Linked DNA regions of Homo sapiens: region 1 is linked to region 2. A link is a loop called in an ENCODE intact Hi-C map of the cell type or tissue named here. Cell type or tissue: Caco-2. All regions are shown on one strand. Links, peaks and the distances in the headings refer to the core of each region. The heading gives the core; the rest is flanking DNA. Region 1 overlaps LOC100506207 (a long non-coding RNA gene). Region 2 has its middle 29 kb from the start of EEF1E1-BLOC1S5.

Region 1 (11,311 bases), core at 1,223-9,222, 310 kb before region 2:
TGCAAAAATACAATATATTTTGAAAGCAGTTTTTATATCGATTATATAAATATTATTTCATATATTTATTTATATGTTATGTATATTTAATGTAGGTATATGTTATGCTATTAATTTCTTTGCAAAAACAATAGAATGCATTTCACATGTTGATTTTAGATTTTTGCATACTTTCTAGTATTAAATGTAGCAAACTGCCTTTAACTGCAATTACAACTCACCAAAAATTAGTATGATTTCCACATATCAGACTAATATTATAATAAAATATTTTAATTTATTGATTACTAAGTCAATTTTTAAAAGATCTAAAATAAAAAATTTAACATATGTTATAGCCAAATGAAAGCTTTGAAAACAACTATAAATTTTACTTTATTCAATTATATAAATGAATTGAAACTTGCATTTCCATAATAGCATTTGAGATGAAATTTGTTGATAAAGATTTATTTTCTTTTAATACTTCTTCCTTTCAAATAGGTACAAGACTGATTTGTCTAACCCTGGGTTCTGCTAAGTAGCAATTGTTTTATTCCAAAGATGCAGAGTGGCTATCTAACCTCTGCTGCAATATTGTCTCCTAGGACACCAACATGAAGCTTCTAGAATTTATGATACATTGTCCTGGATCAACCACTATAACAAAAATTGAAAGTTATTTATATATCTGGAAGACCATATCTATTGAATTCCTCTGGAAATATCAATCACTTTTAGACAGGAATTTACATTTCACTTGTTTTAAAATAATGTACTTCCAGTTGGTAAATGGTCACAATCTGTGTCCAGAATATAGATGAACAACAACAAAACTCCAAAAGAGTAATTTTCATCTTTAGTGTGTCCCGAGAAGCAGATTTCTCATTGGAAACAATGCAAGCAAGGAGAGTGCAGCAACATCACAAAAGTATTGAAAGAAAAACATCCATCATCCTAGAAGTTAAAATCCAGTGAAAACAACTTTCAAAAACAAAGATGAACTAAAGACCTCAAAATATATGTGAAAATTAACTCAAAATGGATCACAGACCTAGATGTAGAACCTAAAACTGAAAACCTCTAAAGTAAAATAGGAAATATCTTTGTGACACTGAGGCAAAGATACATTATTAGGTTTCTGCAAAAGTAATTGCAGTTTTTCCCATGGAAACTAATGGCCAAAACCACAATTACTTTTGCCCCAACCTAATAGCTATGACACAAAAAGCACAATCCATCAAAAATAAATTAATTAATATTATACACAACAAAATTAAGAACTTCTCTTCAAAAGAAATCATGAAAAGAATGATAAAACAAGCATCAGCATGGGGTAAAATATTTGCAAGCTGCATTTCTCATAAAATGGCTTGGATCTAGAATATATAAAGAATTCTCAAAATGTGATAATAAGAAAAGCTTACTATGGGAGGTTACAAATATGTTAATTTGCATGACTGTAGTAATCATTTCACTATGTAAATGTATATGAAAACATTAGGTTTTACATCCTAACTATAGAAAATTTTTAAAAAGAAATAAAACAGTTGAAAAAATTTTAAAGGTTAAAAAAAATTTTTTTTAATGGGCAAAAAATGTGAATAAATGCCTCACCAAAGAAGATCTACAGAACTCAATAAAGCATATGAAAAGACGCTCAATAAGTCAATAAGCATATGAGAAGTATTTAATATTATTAGACATTATAGAATTGCAAATTAAAACCACAGTGTGATACTACTAAGCCTTTTAAAATGGCTAAAATGAAAAAGACTGGACCAGTCTTCTGGCTAGGATGGGAAGTGAACAGAATTCTCATCTACTGCTGTTGGGAATGTAAAATGGTATAAGCATTTTGGAAAACAGTTTAGCAGTTTCTTTTTCTTTTCTTTTTTTTTTTTTGAGACGAAGTCTCGCTCTTGTCCGGCAGGTTGGAGTGCAATGGCATGATCTCGGCTCACTGCAACCTCTGCTACCTGGGTTCAAGCGATTCTCCTGCCTCAGCCTCCCTAGTAGCTGGGATTACAGGCACCTGCCACCATGCCCGGCTAATTTTGGTATTTTTAGTACAGACGGGTTTTCACCACGTTGGCCAGGCTGGTCTCGAACTCCTGACCTCAGGTGATCCACCCACCTCGGCCTCCCAAAGTGGTGGGATTACAGGCGTGAGTCACCGTGCCTGGCCAGCAGTTTCTTAAAAAGTTAAATACACAGCTATGTGACAAAACTAGTCCACTTCTAGGTATTAATATTTACCCAAGAGAAATGGCAACATAGGTCCACACAAACACTTGTAACATGAATGCTCAACAGCATCCTGACAAGTAACAGCCAAAACCTGGAAATGGCCTAAATTTTCATTAACAGTGAAATGATAAATAATATTTCATGAAATGGAATTTTACTTCAGCAATAACAATAAATGCTTTATTGATGAATGCAAAAACGTGAATGACTCTTGAAATAATCTGAGTTTAAAATGTGATATCATATGGCAAAAGGGATTTTTCCAACATCATTAAGGTTACTAATCAGTTGATCTGACTTAATCAAAAGAGAGATTATCCTTTTAGACATAACTTAATCTCATGAGCCCTTTAGATTTGGGTCTAGCAGTCAGAGACAGAGAAAATCAGGGTTTTGAAACACAAGAAGGTTTTGACACACCTGACTTTGTACATGGAGTGAACCAGTTGGCTAAGAATCACAGGCAGCCTCCAGAAGCGGAGAGAGGCCCGTCAGCTGACAGCCAGCAAGGAAACAGGGACTTCAGTCCAATAAGTGCAAAGAATTGGATTTGGCTAACAACCTGAATGAGCTTGAAGAAAGACTTTCAGCTCTAGATAAGACGACAGTCCTAATCAACACCTTGATTCTGGTTTTATGGGACCCAGAGCAGAGAATCCAGTCAACCCATACCCAGACTTCTCATCTACAAAACTATGAGCTCATAAATAGGTGTTGTTTTAAGCTGCTAAGTTTGCAGTAACTTGTTTTGCACTAAAGGAAACTAATACACATGGTAAAACTATGGTAAAAGAAATATTGTAAAAATATCAATACCTACCCAGCAGCAATCTATAGAATGGAAGAAAGTGAAAAGTAGTGGATGCTGTAGGAGTCTCACTTGTCTTGGCACTCACCATGCCAGTACATGACCATAGTAGTGAGAAAAAGAAAAGCAGCTCCTGATAGCTGGGAGATTGACTGGTACTATCCAATAAGACACAGTGTCCTTCTGTTGATCATAACCAGTTTCACAGAACACCAATAGTGGACAAGTCTATTCCATGACAATGACGGATCAAAATGAACACAAGACCACTTGGTGATCATGTCTGAACTCAGACAAAAACAAGAACATTGTCTAAACTCCCAAAATGAACAAACGTCTCTCTATCTGGGCTAATATAAGTGAGAATTACTTCTTTACCAATTATAGCTGTAGCTTGCTCTTGTTCTTCTCTCCTTCAAGCTAAGAATTCTGGGCCGGGAGCAGTGGCTCAAGCCTGTAATCCCAGCACTTTGGGAGGATGAGGTGGGCAGATCATGATGTCAGGAGTTCGAGACCAGCCTGACCAACATGGTGCAACCCCCATCTCTATTAAAATGCAAAAATTAGCCGAGCATGGTGGCACGTGCCTGTAATCCCAGCTACTCAGGAGGCTGAGGCAGGAAAATCACTTGAACCTGGGAAGCAGAGGTTGTAGTGAGCCGAGATCGTGCCTCTGCACTCCAGCCTGGGCGACAGAGCGAGACTCCATCTCAAAAAAAAAAAAAAAAAAAAGAATTCTAAAGATATCCAGACATAGGATGATCTATGTTTTCTGGCAACAGAAAATCCCAGAGCAAATCTCCACCTCCTAGAACCTCTTCCTTGTTACCTGACATGAGACCAAATCCTGTAAATCCTTTCTAATACTTGCTTACTGAGATGCTCCACAGTTCCTCCACAGCATGCACTCTCACTCACTGTGATGAATCAATCAACAGAGAGTTCTTCAACCACAGGAGGGCTCTTGGTATCCTACTTACCCTCTGCCTGGGTGCTTTCTCCTAGATTTGCTTACTGGCATGGGGAAGGGTAGAAATAAACTGTTGGGGAGTTAACAGACTTACAAAAAGTCCTCATTCAACGGGAGGAGGTGGAGGATAAATCTCCAAGCTTCCTCACCCTTTAAGGGAGATAACTCAGAGATCTCCAATGGAACGGGGCCTCAAAATGTATGGATGGGCTTCAATCAACTTCTGCAGGCCAGGTCTTCATAAAGGCTGAACAGGCAGGGCTCCACAACAACTGTTTCAGCACTGACTGAGTGATGAAGTTAAATATTAAAAGCTGAGACAGCCAGTGCCCTTATACAAAGGCTGGAATGTAACAAAAGCCCATCAAGAATTTTGCCTAGGCCTCTCCTGGGCCTTAAAGCATGACGAGATAATGAGGGAATTCTTAACATGACCCGTTTAAGATTAAACAACTTTTACTGGGGGTCTGAAGAAATTCCCCAGGCCTCTGCAAACAAGTTTATTGGGTCTGAAGGAACTCCCCACACCTCCATGATTTGGCAGGGGAGAAGATAAGGGAATCATCCCAGCACCTGGACCCATTTAGATTAGGTAAGTGTACTGAGGCTCCAGAGGAAGGTCTTCTGAACTCAGATCTTAGTTACAGATTAGAAGAAGTTAATCACTTATCACTTTAGATGAATGTACACTTACACGTATACATATAGCTTAGAAGGTATATAAGCTCTGGAAAACTTTATAATTTTGAGTTTGGTGATATTTTTACAGGCCTTCTCCCTGTACCTGGTTGCAGGAATAAACTCCCGTCTTTCCCAGTTCATCTGCATCCCATTACTGGCCCACAGGAATAAGCAGCCCAGCCCTGGGTTTGGTCCCGGAACAAACTGACCTTAAAAAAAAGGAGATTATCACTAACAGCAGCCAGAGAGAAAGGTTGGGTTACACACAAAGGGAAGCCCATCAGACTAACAGCTGATCTCTCGGCAGAAACCCTACAAGCCAGAAGAGAGTGGGGTCCAATATTCAACATTCTTGAAGAAAAGAATTTTCAACCCAGAATTTCATATCTAGCCAAACTAAGCTTCATAAGTAAAGAAGAAATAAAATCCTTTACAGACAAGCAAATGCTGAGAGATTTTGTCACCACCAGGCCTGCCTTACAAGAGCTCCTGAAGGAAGCACTAAACATGGAAAGGAATAATTGGTACCAGCCACTGCAAAAACATGCCAGATTGTAAAGCCCATCGATGCTAGGAAGAAACTGCATCAACTAATGGGCAAAATAACCAGCTAACATCATAATGACAGGATCAAATTCACACATAACAATATTAACCTTAAATGTAAATGGGCTAAATGCCCCAATTAAAAGACATAGACTGGCATATTGGATTAAAAAGTCAAGACCCATCAGTGTGCTGTATTCAGGAGACCCATATCACATGCAGAGACACACATAGGCTCAAAATAAAGGGATGGAGGAAAATCTACCAAGTGAATGGAAAGCAAAAAAAAGCAGGAGTTGCAATCCTAGTCTCTGATAAAACAGACTTTAAACCAACAAAGATCAAAAGAGACAAAGAAGGGCATTACATAATGGTAAAGGGATCAATTCAACAAGAGCTAACTATCCTAAATATATATGCACCCAATACAGGAGCACCCAGATTCATAAAGCAAGTCCTGAGAGACCTAAAAAGAGACTTAGATTACCACACTATAATAATGGGAGATTTTAACACCCCACTGTCAACATTAGGCAGATCAACGAGACAGAAAGTTAACAAGGATATCCAGGAATTGAACTCAGCTCTGCACCAAGCAGACCTAATAGACATCTACAGAACTCTCCACCCCAAATCAACAGAATATAAATTCTTCTCAGCAACACATTGCACTTATTCCAAAATTGACCACATAGTTGGAAGTAAAGCACTCCTCAGCAAATGTAAAAGAAATGTAAACTAGTTCAACCATTGTGGAAGTCAGTGTGGCGATTCCTCAGGGATCTAGAACTAGAAATACCATTTAACCCAGCAATCCCATTACTGGGTATATACCCAAAGGATTATAAATTATGCTACTATAAAGACACATGCACACATATGTTTATTGCAGCACTATTCACAATAGCAAATACTTGAAACCAACCCAAATGTCCATCAATGATAGACTGGATTAAGAAAACGTGGCACATATATACCATGGAATACTATGCAGCCATAAAAAAGGATGAGTTCATGTCCTTTGTAGCAACATGGATGAAGCTGGAAACCATCATTCTGAACAAACCATCACAAGGACAGAAAACCAAACACCACATGTTCTCACTCATAGGTGGGAACTGAACAATGAGAACACTTGGACATAGGGCTAGGAACATCACACACTGGGGCCTGTCCTGGGGTGGGGGATTGGGGAGGGGGAGCATTAGGAGAAATACCTAATGTAAATGACGAGTTAATGGGTGCGGCAAACCAACAGGGCACATGTATACCTATGTAACAAACCTGCACGTTGTGCACATGTACCCTAGAACTTAAAGTATAATAAAAAAAAAAAAAAAAGGAGATTATCCTGGATTATCTGAGTGAGCCCAGTGTAATCACAAGGATCTTTAAAATGTATAAGAGGAGGCGGAAGAGTCAGTACACACTGAAGCCATGTGAGAAAGACTCAAATGGCTTTGCTGGCTTTGAAAATGGAAGGGGACAACAAGCCAAGGAATAGGGATAACCTCTAGAAGATGGAGAAAGAAAGAATATGAACTCTCCCCTAGAGCCCCTAGAAAGTGATATAGGAGTTAAGAAGATATCACTTAGGCAGATAGTAAAGGTATGGGAATCCTCAGTAAGGCTTTTCTTTTTAATGAAAAGCAGCCCCAAATCATTTCCTAGCAAAGAGCAGCCTGTAAAGTCAAGCCATAGACACAGAATAGATAAGCAAGCTGGGAGCGTCCCTGGGTGAATGACGGCAGGAACTAGGGACTAGTACCATGTTCAAGATGGCGGCTCCATCTACCCTTCTCTACCTTACGTGTACAGTAAGGAGCAGACAAGATGGCACTGGCCAAGGGGAGAGTTCATTTGCATAAGATTACGGTGGGGCAACCAGTCTTCCCCTTGTGCTATGTAAACATCATACCTGATTGAACCAATCTGTAAGCCCCACTAAATCAGACACCACCTCCTCAAACGGGACTATAAAATCTGGCACATTCACTGCCAGCTGGTCTTTTCTGCTCAGAAGACCCCTCTCTATAGAGAGAGCTGTTTTTCTTTCTCTTTTCTTCTGCCTATTAAGCCTCCACCCCTAAACTCTTCATGTGTGTCTGTGTCCTAAGTTTTCCTGGTGCAAGACTACGAACCCCAGGTATATACCCCAGACAACATAGCCGCTTCAAAAGGAATGCAGCACTGTTGACCATTTGATTACATCCCAGTGAGGCTCATTATGTTTGTATGTAATGTATGTATGTATGTATTTAGTAGAGATGTTACTCTACTCTACTCTCTATGCTACTCAGGCTGATCTCAAACTATTGTCCTCAAGCTATCCTCCCACCTCAGCCTCCCAAAGCTCTACGATTATAGGCATGAGCCACTGTACCCACCCAAAACCCACTTTGAAATTCTGTCCTATAGAACTGTAAAATAAAAAAACTGTGTGGTCTTCAAGCCACTAAGCTTGTGGTAATTTGTTATAGCAGCAATAGAAAGCTAATACAGTTACTTATATACACAAGACGGACCAAAGTAAACTAATACAATTAAACATCCCTAATCTGAAAATCTGAAATCTGAAATGCTCCAAAATCCAAAACTTTTGAGCACTGACATAATATCACAAGTGGGAAATTCCACACATAAGTACTTAACACAAACTTCGTTTCATGTACAAAGCTATTAAAAATATTGTTTAAAATTACCTTCAGGCTATGTGTATAAGGTATTTATAAGGCATAAATGAATTTTGTGTTTAGACTTGGGCCCCAGCCTCAAGATATCTTATTATGTATATGCAAATATTCCAAAATTTTTAAAAAATCTAAAATCTGTGAAACACTTCTGGTCCCATACATTTCACATAAGAGATACTCAACCTCTAGAAAGGACGGAGAAAAAGAAATAGTGATAACAAATAATTAGAGTTTTATTGAAAGGAAAAGAAAGGAGGAGGGAAAATACTGATTTGTGAAAGAAACTGAGTTCACACTTAGGATGACTACAGGGTTATATCACTGCATCCAATGTCGCTAACAAGCAGTTTGAAAAATGAGAATAAAGCATAGGTGAGCAGTTAATTACACAGATATAGAGGACAAGTCCGTAATCTTAAATTAAATTGATTTCCTGAAGAGGAGTTTATACAAAAGATCAGGAAAACAGAGACTGAAACATGAACATTTTGAGGACAGGACAAGGAACAGTGAGGTAGGAGAACCAGTCAGTGCAGCAGTACAGAAGTCAAGAAAGAACAAAGTTGCAAAATGCAGCTGGTTCTCAAAAGTTCTAATTGCAGCTGTAGAGAACAGGCCTAATAAATGTTTATTTAGGTTGAACAATTAGTGACATAAACCCTTCAAGACTTCACAGTAGAGGAGTGGAGGAAGTTAAATGCTTATCTTACGTAAAAACAAGCTTTAGCAGTTCCCACCCACTTGCTCCTACATCCCTGGGAGCCATCTTTATTTTTACTCCACACCCACCTGGCCACAGAATTTAGCCTTCTTTAAATTCATCTGAAATAATGCACCTATGCAGGGCATTAATGAACAATGCAGATTTACTGAAGCTTTTTAAGAATATGAAGTGGTGGAATTATAAATCACAGCCTCCATAAAACAACTTAAATACTCCAGTTAGATACAGAACCTATAGTCTCCCAAAAGCTCCCTTCTCAGCCATACCACACTGGTGATTCCCTTTATTCTCTCCCTCCTTCATTTGTTTGTTCTTTCTTTCTTTCCTTCTTTTTTCTTTTTTTTTTTTTTGAGACAGGTCTCACTCTGTCACCCAGGCTGGAGTGCAGTGGTGTGATCTGGGATCACTGCAACCTCCGCCTCCCAAGCTCAAGGGATCCTCCCACCTCAGCCTCCTGAGTAGCTGGGACTATGGGCATGCATCACCACACTCAGCTGATTTTATTTTTGTTTTGTTTGTTTGTTTGTTTTCTAGAGGCAGGGTTTTGCCATGTTACCCAGACTGGTCTTGAACTCCTGGAATCAAGAGATCTGCCTGCCTTGACCTTCCAAAGTACTGGGATTACAGGCAATGTGAGCCACTGCGCCCAGCCTGGATTTTCTCTAGCACTTTAAACTTCATCACCTTCCAAGTGGTGAACAAGAATTAAAGTGCTCTAAAATTCCATTGTCCTGAGTGGTAGATAGTAGTCATATGTGCTACTCTGAGCACTTGAAATGTGGCTGGTCCAAACCAAAATATGCTGGAAGTGTGAAATACACACTGGATTTCCAAGATTTTGTATAAAAAAACAGATGTTAAAGTATTTCATTAACAACTTTTTATATTGATTGCATGTTGAAATGATAATATTTTGGTTATATTGAGTTAAATAAATATATTATTAAAATTAATATCACCTTTTTTTTTTTTTTTTTTGAGACAGAGACTCACTCTGTTGCCCAGGCTGGACTGCAGTGGCATGATCTCAGCTCACTGGAACCTCTGCCTCGCTGGTTCAAGCCATTCTCCTGCCTCAGCCTCCTGAGCAGCTGGGATTACAGGTGCCCGCCACCACGCCCTGTTAATTTTTTTTTATTTTTAGTAGAGATGGGGTTTCACCATGTTGGCCAGGCTGGTCTTGAACTCCTGACCTCAAGTGATTCGCCTGCCTTGGCCTCCCAAAGTGCTGGGATTAGAGGCATGAGCCACCACACCCGGCCTCATTTCACCTTTTTAATGTAACTAGCAGAAAATTTAAAGTAGCTTCCATGGCTTATATTATATTCCTATTGGACAGCACTGTTCTGGAAATAAAAAGAACTTCATGTTAATAAGACTAACCCTCCATGGAAGGCAGTTTAAGAATAATCTTCTAAGAGGCTAATCGAATTACTTCTTACAAAAAGAAAACAAAACACAGAAACTTTGACCAAAAAGGGATTCAAAAGCCAGGTGTTAAACGAGCAAAATATTTCTCCATCTCATTACACATGCTACCTCTTTATGAAGAATTTTGCCCCATGCCAATTATCAGTACTGGGAAAGAAGAGGAGTCATGGCTGGTGTCCAGGTGGCCCAGTTCTGTGAACCTCTATCCATTTAGGAGACAGCAGAGAAAAACTGATAGCCCTGGAAGTCAAGCAACCTACAGGGGAACTGAATCTATAACCACAGCCTCATTAGCATAGCCTATAGCTCCCATTGCATCCTGTAGTTAATACCCTTATCAACACAAATCACACTATAATTACTTGTGTAATTAATTATCTCCACCACACAAGGCTGTGAGCTTTGTGAGGGCAGGGATCCATGTCTGTCTTGTCATCCACATATCCACAATACCCAGTAGCATGCAGAGTAAGTGCTCAATAAGTATTTATTAAATGGATATTTAATGAAAATCAAATTAACTAGTTTTTCTGCTCAGTGCATCTGGAACCATATATCTATCAATGAACTTCCTAGTTTGGAAATGCTATATAACCTATTCCTTATGGAAGAGCTAGAAAAGTGACAACTGATGACTATATATAAATGGATTATTCTAATGATAGTAGGCTATATTAATAAGAATATTAATAGCTAACTTTTACTAAGTGTTTGTCAGGTAATAGGTGTTGTGCTAACCATTTAACCATCTTTAAACATCTTTCACTTACTCATCACTACAATTTACCACATAGGTACTACTGTCATTCCCATTTCACAGATGGGGAGATTGAGACTTAGAGAATTTAAGCAATTTGCACAAAGACACTCAAAGAGCAAGGGGTGGTGCAAGGATTTAAATTTAATCTGACACTAGAACCTGAGACTTAACTATGCAAGATGATTCTTCACAGACACATGACTAAGTAACACCAATTGACACGAACTGACATTGTTGATCACTCCTTCCTCCTTTAAACATTGTCTTCACCTGGCTTTTAGAAGACTGTACATTCCTGGACCCATCCTATGTCAACAGCTGCTTCTTCTAAGTCTCCACTGCTGGTTTCTCTTTCTCGCTCCCCCAAGTCACATGACTTGATTATCTAGGACATCCTAAAATACATAAAAACACCTCCCAAAAATTGCTCCTAGGAAATGGAAGGCATTTATCCATAGGTGCCCATTCC
Region 2 (11,311 bases), core at 1,222-9,221:
TGTTCAGTGTTGAGAACATTCTTTCCCAAAACTCACATCAAATTAGGCTGACTTGATGATAAAAACATAGTTGCACAGATAATATTAGTCAAGCCTGGGCTATAACAAACATCCGTCACTGTTCAAGATGACAGGCGCTGCTTGTTGGCTAAAATTCTGTCAGACGGTGTTAATAGCAAAGAGAGAGAGAAATTCTTTTAAACTCAAAAAAAGGCCACTCTTATGGTTAAATCAAGGAATCACAATTTTTTTCCTTAAATAAAATGAATCAGACATGAGAATTAGGAATATCAATAAAGTATGTTATTTTACATTTGTATTATTCTTACTTTTTAAAAAAAATGCAAGGGCATATTCCAACACATAGATAAGAGGCACTCAAATAAATTAAATGTAAAATATAACTCTCTGGGGTTAGACATAGGGCCTTTGCTGTTAAGAGTTAAGGAAGAGGTTTTCCTTAAAAATGTGTTTGAGTTTCAGAGATATTTGATAATTAACCGTAATAAGAAACAAATAGAACAACAACAAAAACAACAAAACTTCCTCCTAAATAGAAGCAACCTTAATTGAAAGCAAAGTAAGCAATCATAACTGTGATGGTTTAAGTATTCCTACACAGCCCTCAGGAGGGGAGAAGGATGATGGGGGAGGTGGATGGAAATCAAGTTATTTATTTAAGGATTATGACCTGAAATCCATGTTTAGAATATATATATTTTTTACCTCAAAGCACTGATCCCAGTTAAAATGCAAACATTTCAGAAGGGTTGCACTTCAAGACTTTTATTAGTCATTTACCACTTAGTATAAGCTAGCTCCCAAAAGCAAAATTTGAAAACACAAATGGGCCTGACACAGTGGCTCGTGCTTGTAATGCCAGCACTTTGGGAGGCTGAGGCAGGCAGATCACTTGAGGTCAGGAATTTGAGACCTGCTTGGCCGACATGGTAAAACCCCATCTCTGCTAAAAAACATGAAAATTAGCTGGGTGTGGTGGGCACCTGTAATCCCAGCTACTCGGGAAGCTGAGGCAACAGAATCGCTTGAACATGGGAGGCAGAGGTTGCAGTGAGCCAAGATGGCATCATTGCACTCCAACCCAGGCAACAGAACAAGACTCTATCTCAAAAAAAAAAAAGAAAAGAAAAGAAAAAGAAAAAGAAAACACAAATATGTAGATGGAGGGAGAGTAGGAAAAGGACGGGGTGAAGGAATTAGAGGCACTAGTTCCTTAAAAGGTTATATCCACAACACTAAGAGGAAATTTATCCAAAATGATATTTGGCCTTCTGAAGGTCAACTTCTTTTTGTTTTACAGTTTTGCCAAGGCCCAATACAAATGTTAAATGAATCAAACAATTCTCAGGTCTTAAAAATCAATTTAATTGTGTCCACTTATTTCTTTCAAACATGGCTTAAATGAGTGATGAAAAATGCTCACACACTTCCTGACACATTGCACACTACTTTTTATTAGTTGGGCAGAGAAAGCAGAAAGAACCAGAAAATGTCCCCTGGATACGAGAGAAACTGGATCGGTATGTCATCAAATGTTATCCCCTGAAGGAGTGGTACCATCTCTGCCTTCTTCAGTGCTATACTCCCAGCACCAAGCACAGACCCTCAGGATGATCTTAGGTAACCTTTGTTACCCATAAATCACCTGACCATCAATTTCACCCCCTACCAAATAAGCAGGATTGCATCATTTGGCCGATGAGGAAGCTAAGACTGGGAGAAATTAAAGGATTTCCCCAGAATCACCCAGGAACTTCACAGGAGAGCCAGGATGAAAACACAGCTGCTCCTGGTTCTGCAGTGAACCAGCTGAGTTCCACATCCCACCATGCAAATCAATTTGTCCAGCTGGTTGCTTCCAAGTTTACCTTAAATTTATCTGAGCCACTTATCACTGCCTAATGGACCACCATATTTCAGAAAATCTAAGACACTGTGGGTTGTGACACGCTGCCACGTTTTATATACCACTAAGAGAAAAACCACTACTAACTCAACAAGGACACCATGCTTTCTTACTGCATAGACAATCACTTTATGCTCATTAAAAGAGCTTTTCTAGACCTGACTGGGGATAGATTTTATCATGTATCACCTCTGTGCATGCATTTTGAAGACATGAAATAGATCAGTTAAGATATTCCTAAAACAGGCCGGGTGCAGTGGCTCACGCGTCTAATCCCAGCACTTTGGGAGGCCAAAGCGGGTGGATCACCAGAGGTCAGGAGTTCGAGACCAGCCTGGCCAACATGGTGAAAACCCATCTCTACTAAAAATACAAAAATTAGCCAGGCGTGGTGGTGCATGCCTATAATCCCAGCTACTCGGGAGGCTGAGGCAGGAGAATTGCTTGAACCTGGGAGGTGGAGGTTGCAGTGGGTGGAGATCGCGACACTGACTCCAGCCTGGGTGACAAGAACGAAACTCCGTCACCTAAAAAAAAAAAAAAAAAAAAAAAAGATATTCTTAAAACTTTCTCACAGAATCCCACTCATGTGACTCATTTTTTGACTTACAGCTGTCTTATGTTTACATTTTGCCAAACAATGTCATCTTAGGTAGCTTAAGATCATTGGTTTTGCAGCATTTCTTAAAATAAATTCATAAGAGACCATAAAGCCACCGGTGCTGGCCTCCTGGCCAGCTATGCACAATGCAGTGCAGCACGACTTAACTGCCGCTTCCAGGAGGTTGCTACATTCTGCTAATTCATTGCTGCCCCGACTTCCACCCCAGAACCATTTGTTCATAGACACTAAAAGGGTGGGCCATATTGTCTCTGGGATTGTCTTCCATGCTCTTGACACCTATCCTGAAGTTTTCGATGTCACACTTTTCAGGCAGTGACCATTACAGACCAACAGTGACCCTAAGATGCATCCCAGTATCAGAGATGCTCTAAAAATGTGTATGCATTTGGAATCCATGATATGCTGCACATATTGATTTGCTACTTGTTGTTTATGTCTCTCCACTAGAATGTGAGTGCAAGAGACTTTGTCTATTTTGTTCACCCCCATGTCTCCAGCCCTAGAACAGTGCTGGTATGGTAGGCAAGCAACATTTATTGTATACACAACTGGATTCATTAATTCCATTAAGTTGCTAATTTGGTTGGGGGGTGGTTTAGTTAATTTTTTTCTCTTTGTTAAAAAGCGGTGGACAGGCACAGTGGCTCACACCTATAATCCCAGCACTTTGAGAGGCCAAGGCGGGTGGATCACCTGAGGTCAGGAGTTCAAGACCAACCTGGCCAACATGGCGAAACCCCATCTCCACTAAAAATACAAAAATTAGCTGGATGTGGTGGTGCATGCTTGTAATCCCAGCTACTCGGGCAGCTGAGGTGAGAGAATCACTTGAACATGGGAGGCGGAGGTTGGCACTACTGCTCTCCAGCTTGGGCGACAAAGCAAGACTCCATCCAGCAAAAAAAAAAAAAAAAAAAAAAAGCAGTATATAGTATAATCTTTCTCTCTTTTTTTTTGTAAAATATGTTTATACCTAAAAAGAAGTAGAGATAAATAACCCTATATTAAGAGCTATATATAATTGATTTTTCTTCCTTTTGTTTATTTATACTTTCTAAATTTTCTAGCATGAACATTATTACTTGCTAATTTGATAAGAGCATATATCTGCACATTATTTTAATTTGTATTGCTTTATTTTTATGTGGTAAAAGGTGAAAGCTTTCTGTACTGCATAGCAAAAATACATTGTGAATTCAATTATTTTTGCATCAACTTTATTTTCAATACGTTAACTTTACAACATCTTGGCAGAAAAATTTCTTTAAAATGCATATCTAAAGCCTGAAGACTGGTCGCGGTGGCTCGCACCTGTAATCCCAGCACATTGGGAGGCTGAGGTGGGCAGATCTTTTGAGGCCAGGAGGTCAAGACCAGCCTGGCTAACATGATGAAACTCCATGTCTACTAAAAATACAAAAATTAGTCGGGTGTGGTGGCACATATTTGTAATCTCAGCTACTCGGGAGGCTGAGGCATGAGAATTGCTTGAACCCAGGAGGCAGAGGTTGCGGGAGCTGAGATCGCACCAGTGCACTCCAGCAAAAGCCTGAAGACAAAAGAAAGAAGACCAAGCTAGGGAACCCTGGGATCAATCAAAAACTCTTTAGGAACCCTGGGCAAGGCCCTAGGTCCTGTCACCTGAACAGGTCCCTCTGTCCTCCCAGGTTCTGTGGTCTTCAGGAAGGGTCTCTGGGCATCAAGAAGAAATTCTTTATGTTCTCATGGTTCTGAAGAGGAGGATCATGGGCTGTTGGCAAGTATGAACCATGCTACTCAGAATGGCACGTAAAAGCTGAAGGGAATGCCAGCATTTTGGGAGGCTGAGGCAGGTGAATTGGTTGAGCCTAGGAGTTTGAAACCAGCCTGGGCAACATGGCAAAACCTCATCTCTACAAAAATTACAAAAAGTTAGCCAGGCGTGGTGGTGCACACTTGTGGTCCCAGCTACTCAGGAGGCTGAGGCACGAGAATCACTTGAATCCAGGAGGTAGAGGCTGCAGTGAGCCGAGATCGCATCACTGCACTCCAGCCTGGGTGACAGAGCCAGACCCTGTCTCAAAAAATAATAATAAAATAAAATAAAAGCCAAGGAGACACATTTCAGTCAGATAATCAGCATCTCAAGCTGGTCAACTTCAATCCAGACCAGTGAAGGGATGGGGACAGGGGTAGAGGTTAAATTATGTTTCCCCCAAATTCTTATGTTGAAGCCCTAACCCCTAGTACCTCAGAATGAGATGTATTTGAAGACAGAGCCTTTAAAGAGGTGATTAGGTTAAATGAGGCCAGTGGGGTGAGCCCTAATCGAAGCTAACTTGTGTCTTTGTAAGAAGAGGAAATGTGGACATGGAAGGGGTAGCAGGGATGGGAGCACACAAAGGTAAGACCACATGAGGACAGAGTGAGAAGGTGCCATCTACAAGACAAGGACAGAGGCCTCACCAGAACCCAGCCCTGCCTGCACCTTCCTCTTGGACTTCCAGCCTCCAGAACTGTCAGGAAATAAATGTCTGCTGTTGACACCGCTCGGTCTGTGGTACTTCATTATGGCAGCCTTGGCAAACTGGGGATAGCCAGTTAACGACCCTGGGTCAGCAGGACTCTTCTTTTAACGAAATTTAAACTCGGAGAGCTTTATCTGATCCCCCGTGGTCCATGAAAGACTGTACATGATTCGCAGTAGTGACAGGAAACGCAGGCAGAGATGCCTTCTACCTGCAGTGAATTCCAAAGCACTTCTCAGCTTTTATTCTCGAGCTTCTCCCATACCAAACCTCCATAATTTGCTAAAACTTGGTGACTGAGAGACTGATTTGAAATCCCCTTTTCACCTGGGACTCCTTGATGGTCCAAATAGATGAAGGGCAGGTGGCAGAAAGGACACAGGAAATGAGAAGCTTGGAAAAGGCACTGCTTGGTTAATCAGCCCCTTATAGATAGTGCTGAGTTCGTAGTACCTAACAAGATGTAACGGAAGCTTATTGCATAGGAAAAAGGAGCTGACGGATTATTAGCCTGACACTCTCCATTTGCTAAACGTACAGAACAGATTCATTACCTTTGTCCCCCCGCCCCTTAACAGTATGGGTTTGATTGCCCTCTTGCCTACAGGTAATTCTCCATCAAAATTAAATCCGTCCGCTAGTTCTCAATTTTATAAACTATGCAGGCACAGGGAGAGAGGAGGTCGGGCGGAGGCTCGTGCTGGGTGGGAGGAAGGTTACCTTTCCCAGGGCCACAACGCCAATCCAAAATTCTTCTACTCCTAGAGCTCTGAAGATGCCTGTATTCACGGTCCCATAGTGACACCAGCTGGTCAGATTCCAAAAAACAGCTTAGATGGAGAGGAAATGGCTCAGCCCCCTGCACCGTGCTCAGATGATAAATATACAGCCCTGGCCTCTTGACACTCTGCCTGTTCCAGTTTAAATGACATATGCCATATAAGGCATAAATACATTTATAGAATAAATACACAATACAAAAATGTGTAGATACTTTGGCTGTTACAAGCTCCTCTTCTCTTCCCCAAAAGATCAATGACACTGTTGATGCTTAATTGTCAACCACCATTTTCCTCCCTAGCAATTACACACCCAGTCCTATGAGCTGGCGCAGACTAAATCAGGGGAGGTCCTTGCCAGTTTACCAAGGTAGGGAAGGTTCGCCATTGGGAGAGAGAATGAGGCCTGATGTTCAGTTTGTATGTGACAGATGGAGAAGACGGATTGTGAAGACCAAAAACACCTCTAGATTTGTCCATTTCAGAGCTGCTGGAGCTCCAGAGTCTCTCTCCTGTGAAGACTTCTTCCCCAAAATGCGGCCTTGGCGATGTATTCACGAAATATTCATTTTGGCTCCTGATTTTTTATTCGTCATCTTGTAGTCTTTTTCTTTTCCTTTCAGGAAAAGGCTTCTTCAAATTGTATAAGCTTCAGACTTTGAAAAGCTGGGATCCATACCTGCAATAATGTATATACTAGATGTACTGGTACAAACGTTGGATACCTACTATATCCTCAGCACTGTGCTGGGTGCCGGGACATGTGCAGGAAAGGAGCAGGAAGCTTCCTACTCGATCAGTTAACCACACCAGCACATAAAATAACTAGCCAGCGTTGCAATGCAATATGTAATCAAAGACTAAATTGTGTAATCCAAATTATGTGCACAGTAGCCTGGAAATTCACAGGGGGAAATAGAGGTTATTAAAGGATGTGAAGCAATTCTGGAATGCTTCACTGAAGAAGTTTTAAGTGGAGCCAGAAAAGTATGGGAGAAAGGAAAAAGAAGTAACTAATCAAGGGGGAGAAGGGGGAGTGAAAGCCTCGAGGTGGAAATGAGGTTGTTTTGTTTTGTTTTGTTTTGTTTTTTTGAGACAGAGTCTCACTCTGTTGCCCAAACTGGAGTGCAGTGGCATGATCTTGGCTCACCTCCACCTCCTGGGTTCAAGCAATTCTCCTGCCTCAGCCTCCTGAGTAGCTGGGATTGCAGGCTAATTTTTGTATTTTTAGTAGAGGCAGGGTTTCATCATGTTGGTCAGGCTGGTCGCCAACTCCTGATCTCATGATCTCATGATCCACCCGCCTCGGCCTCCCAAAGTGCTGGGATTACAGGTGTGAGCTACCACACCTGGCCAAGGGAATTCGGTCATTTTTAGTGAGGAAGAATGAGAGCAGCTTGACAGAACCAAGCTGCACATTGGAAAGTAGTGGGAGACATTGGACTGAATGAGATGGGAATCCAGCTACCAAGGACAAGGACAGCCCCTCAAGAATTTTGACTTGACTTTGAGATCTCAAGTGAGAAAAACCACACAAAGGTAACTCTGCTGGCATTTTACACAATGATTACGCACATTTTTCTAATAACTTGCTGGAAATAGAATGAGCATTGCAGCACCATCGGACAGGTGCCTTACTCATTGGAGATGTCTGGACAGTGCTGTGATCATCCTCGCCAGCTGCAGCAATAGCACCCTGGGTCCTGCAGCCAGAAAGAAGGATCTGATCATCACCTCGTCCTCATGCTGTGCTGAGGAGCCTTGGTGCACAACTATTGGCTCGTTTTGGGCAGGACAGGTAAGTCCCAGCTGCAGAGCTTATGACACACAATTTTTACCTAAACTTCTAACTTTTATCCACGATACCTACTCCCCTTTCACTGCCTTCCTAACTTCTTGGCTCTTAGAATGTCCCAGCTTCATGCTCTTTTTAAATACCTGTATAAGAAATCATGTCTTTAAATAAGTAGAGGGTGCTTTTCGTGTTACCATGTAAAGGTTTTGAAATAGCCCCTGAAAAAGACATAAATATCTCTCTTAGCAGCCTATCAAAATGCCAGACTTCTCGGCATTTCGTGTCATTTCCTGTGGATTAACCCAATATCAATGTCAAGCTTCTTGAAGACAGAAATGATGCCATTTCCTAGCATTTCCCAATGCCTCGAATTTGCCTAGCAGGTAGGAGTTGCTCCATAAATGTTTGTCGGATGGACCGATAGATGGATGGATGGGTGAGTGGGTGGGTGGGTGGATGGATGGATCTTTGGTTGGATACATTTAAAGTAAAATGAAACATCCTGGCTAACACGGTGAAACCCCATCTCTACTAAAAATACAAAAAATTAGCCGGGTGTGGTGGCACGCGCCTGTAGTCCAAGCTACTCGGGAGGCTGAGGCAAGAGAATTGCTTGAACCTGGGAGGCAGAGGTTGCAGTGAGCCAAGATTGCACCATTGCACTCCAGCCTGGGCGACACAGGAAGACTCTGCCTCAAAAAAAAAAAAAAAAAAAGTATAATGAGAAACTGGAACTATGTATGTGTTGGTTCTGATAGGCGTGGACCCATCCCATTGTCATTGTTGTCAGGATCTGGATCAGCAAGACATTGGCCAACTGGGACAAAGAGAAGAATAAGACTCAAAAACTGATGGGAAGAACCAAATACTACTGAAGACCAACTTCACTGCTCAAAGTGGCCTGGTGCCAGTCCTTTTCAGGAATTAAATGAAACTGCAGCTTCACTGAACCACCTCACAATTCCATTTGCAGACAGGAATGCCCCAGCAGATCCCAACAGGATGCTCACCCCATGGAGGGACAGAGTGGGTTGATCCAGCCCACTAATAATGCTAACATTTCTACAGCGCTTTCTTAGGTGCCAGGCTCTGTTCTAAGTGCTCTACTTACATTAACTCCTTTAGCCCTCATGACTAACTTTACAGGTGTGTAGTACTATTTTAGAAATAGTCCATTTTACAGTTGAAACGCTGGAACACAGAGATGTGAAGTAGCTTCATCCAGGCTACACTCCTAGTATGTGGTAGGGAAGGGAATGCCACAGGGAGCCTGGGCTTTGATACCAGGCTTTTCCCCATCTGCCATGCTGCTCTTGGGTCCCAGCTAAGGGTAGAACAAAGATAGAGGGCCTCGGGCCAGGCGCAGTGGCTCATGCCTATAATCCCAGCACTTTGGGAGGCTGAGGTGGGCAGACCACGAGGTCAGGAGTTCCAGACCAGCCTGGCCAATATAGTGAAACCCCGTCTCTACTAAAAATACAAAAAAATTAGCCAGGCATGGTGGCGGGCACCTGTAGTCCCAGTTACTCAGGAGGCTGAGGCAGGAGAATCGCTTGAACCCTAGAGGCGGAGGTTGCAGTGGGCCGAGATCGTGCCACTGACTCCAGCCTGGGTGACAGAGTGAGATTCCATCTCAAAAAAAAGAAAAAAAAAAAAGATAGAGGGCCTCAAGTACACAAAATCACTGCACATCCAACCACACCTGAAGCCAACTATAGCCAAGAATCACCAGGTAAATGTATTTTTCCAACACCTACACATAAGCTACATTCTCAAAGAGTATTTTATAATGATTCCTTCAAACAGGTAATATTAGTAGTTGGTAGTCAGTGCAAGTTTGGAACTAAGCTTTCAGAAATGGGAATTTTTAAACCTTCCAGAGACAACAAGTATGATCATGAGCCCAAATAAAGAGCATGACTTCCATAGTTCATGAGTAAATTTTAATTGTACAATATAAGATAGAGACTGCAGCACAGTGTAGATGAGGTGGATTCTCAGACAATGTTAAGACATAAAAGACTCCTTTTAGAGAGGTGCACAGCTATGCCAGTTAGCCTAGGCCCTGTGTAAACTAATAATACAAGAAAATTAACCATTCAGTAGTGTGGTCATAAGAAAATATAGTTGAGTTGATCTTAGTCCAGACCTCCTCCTTCACTGGCTTAACAGAGGAAGGCCTTTTGGTAGGAATTTTGACAAGGTGCTGATAGTATCTTAACCCTGTGTTTTGCTTTTTTTTTTTTTTTTTGGAGACAGAGTCTCATTTTGTCACCCAAGCTGTAGTGCAGTGGCGTGATCTTAGTTCACTGCAGCCTTGACAACCCAGGCTCAGGTGATCCTCCCACCTCAGCCTTTCAAGCAGCTGGGACTATAGGTGTGCATCACCACACCCAGCTAATTTTTGTATTTTTTGTAGAGACGGGGTTTTCTATGTTGCCCAAGCTGATCTTGAACTCCCGGTCTCAAGGGATCCTTCCACATCAGCCTCCCAAAGTGCTGGGATTACAGGTGTGAGCTACTGCACCAGGCCCACTGTCCTAACATTATGGGAGAGTCTGTGATTCAAGTAGATGAATGCAGGAACAGGAGGTTGACAGGTAGGGGAAAGAAAAATGGAGAGTATCATGCTCATACCCTGAGAAGGGTAGAGAGGGGATTGGGGAAAATTGTTGGGATCATTGGATTCATTAGATCCCAAGAAACAGTCTAAAACCTCCTAGTATATTTTTTAAAAGATGGGATCTCCCTCTGTTGCCCAGGCTGGCCTTGAACTCCTGGGCTCTAGTGATCCTCTCGCCTCTGCCTCCCAAGTAGCTGGAATTACAGGCATACACCACCATGCATGCCCTAAAACCTCCTAGTATCCTGAGGAAGAAACCAGATGACTAAGTTCTTGGTTTTTTAGATCCGGGGGGACATGTGCATGTTCGTAACACGAGTATATTTCGGGATGCTGAGGTTTGGGGTATGACTGATCTCATCATCCAGGTAGTGAGCATAGTTCCCTATAGGTAGTTTTTCAATCCTTGCCCTCCCCCTTCCCCTTTTTGGAATCTCCAGTGTTTATTGTTCTCATCTATGTGTTTGTGTATACCAAATGTTTAGCTCCTACTTATAAGTAAGAACATGTGGTATATGGTTTTCTGTTTCTGCATTGGTTCACCTAGGATAATGGCCTCCAGCTACATCCATGTTGCCGCAAAGGACATGATTTCATTCTTGTTTATGGCTATGTAGTATTCCATACTGTCTATGTACCACATTTCCTTTCTCCAGTCCACCATTGATGGACACCTGGATTGATTCTATGTCTTTGCTATTGTGAATAGCACTATGATAAACACACACGTGCAGGTCTCTTTTGGGGTACATATATTTACCTTTGGGTATATACCCAGTAATGGGATTGCTGGGTTGAATGGTAATTCTAGCTTTAGAAAGAATTCTCCATACTGCTTCCCACAAAGGCTGAACTAATTTATATTCCCACAAGGAGTGTATAAGCATTCCCTTTTCTCTGTAACCTCACCAGCATCTGGTATTTTCTGACTTTTTAATAATAGCCATTCTGACTGGTGTGAGATAGTATCTCCTGGTAGTCTTGATTTGAATCTCTCTGATGATTACTGGTGTTAAACATTTTTCATATGTTTTTGGTCACTTGTAGGCAATCAA

What was found. A loop is a pair of places that touch in the nucleus more often than their neighbours do. Peaks named below come from ENCODE experiments on the same cell type or tissue, not always from the same donor. Only the 100,000 strongest peaks of a DNase experiment are listed, where the experiment ranks them.
Region 1: it touches region 2 in a loop (7-fold over the local background); 2 of 110 quality-filtered maps call a loop at or near these places.

Annotation. Positions count from the first base shown.
Region 1 is chr6:8,439,686-8,450,996 of GRCh38, reverse strand. The region is part of intron 2 of LOC100506207 (a long non-coding RNA gene); the gene reads right to left. Among named protein-coding and RNA genes, the nearest start is that of SLC35B3, 9.8 kb to the right of the region's middle. In Caco-2, for the core only: no CTCF peak of the experiment used is centred there; DNase peaks (open chromatin) are centred at 4,466 and 4,866.
Region 2 is chr6:8,126,005-8,137,315 of GRCh38, reverse strand. No RefSeq gene overlaps it. Among named protein-coding and RNA genes, the nearest start is that of EEF1E1-BLOC1S5, 29 kb to the right of the region's middle. RefSeq lists an enhancer at 5,925-5,974. In Caco-2, for the core only: a CTCF peak has its summit at 5,840 (motif pointing left); a DNase peak (open chromatin) is centred at 5,835.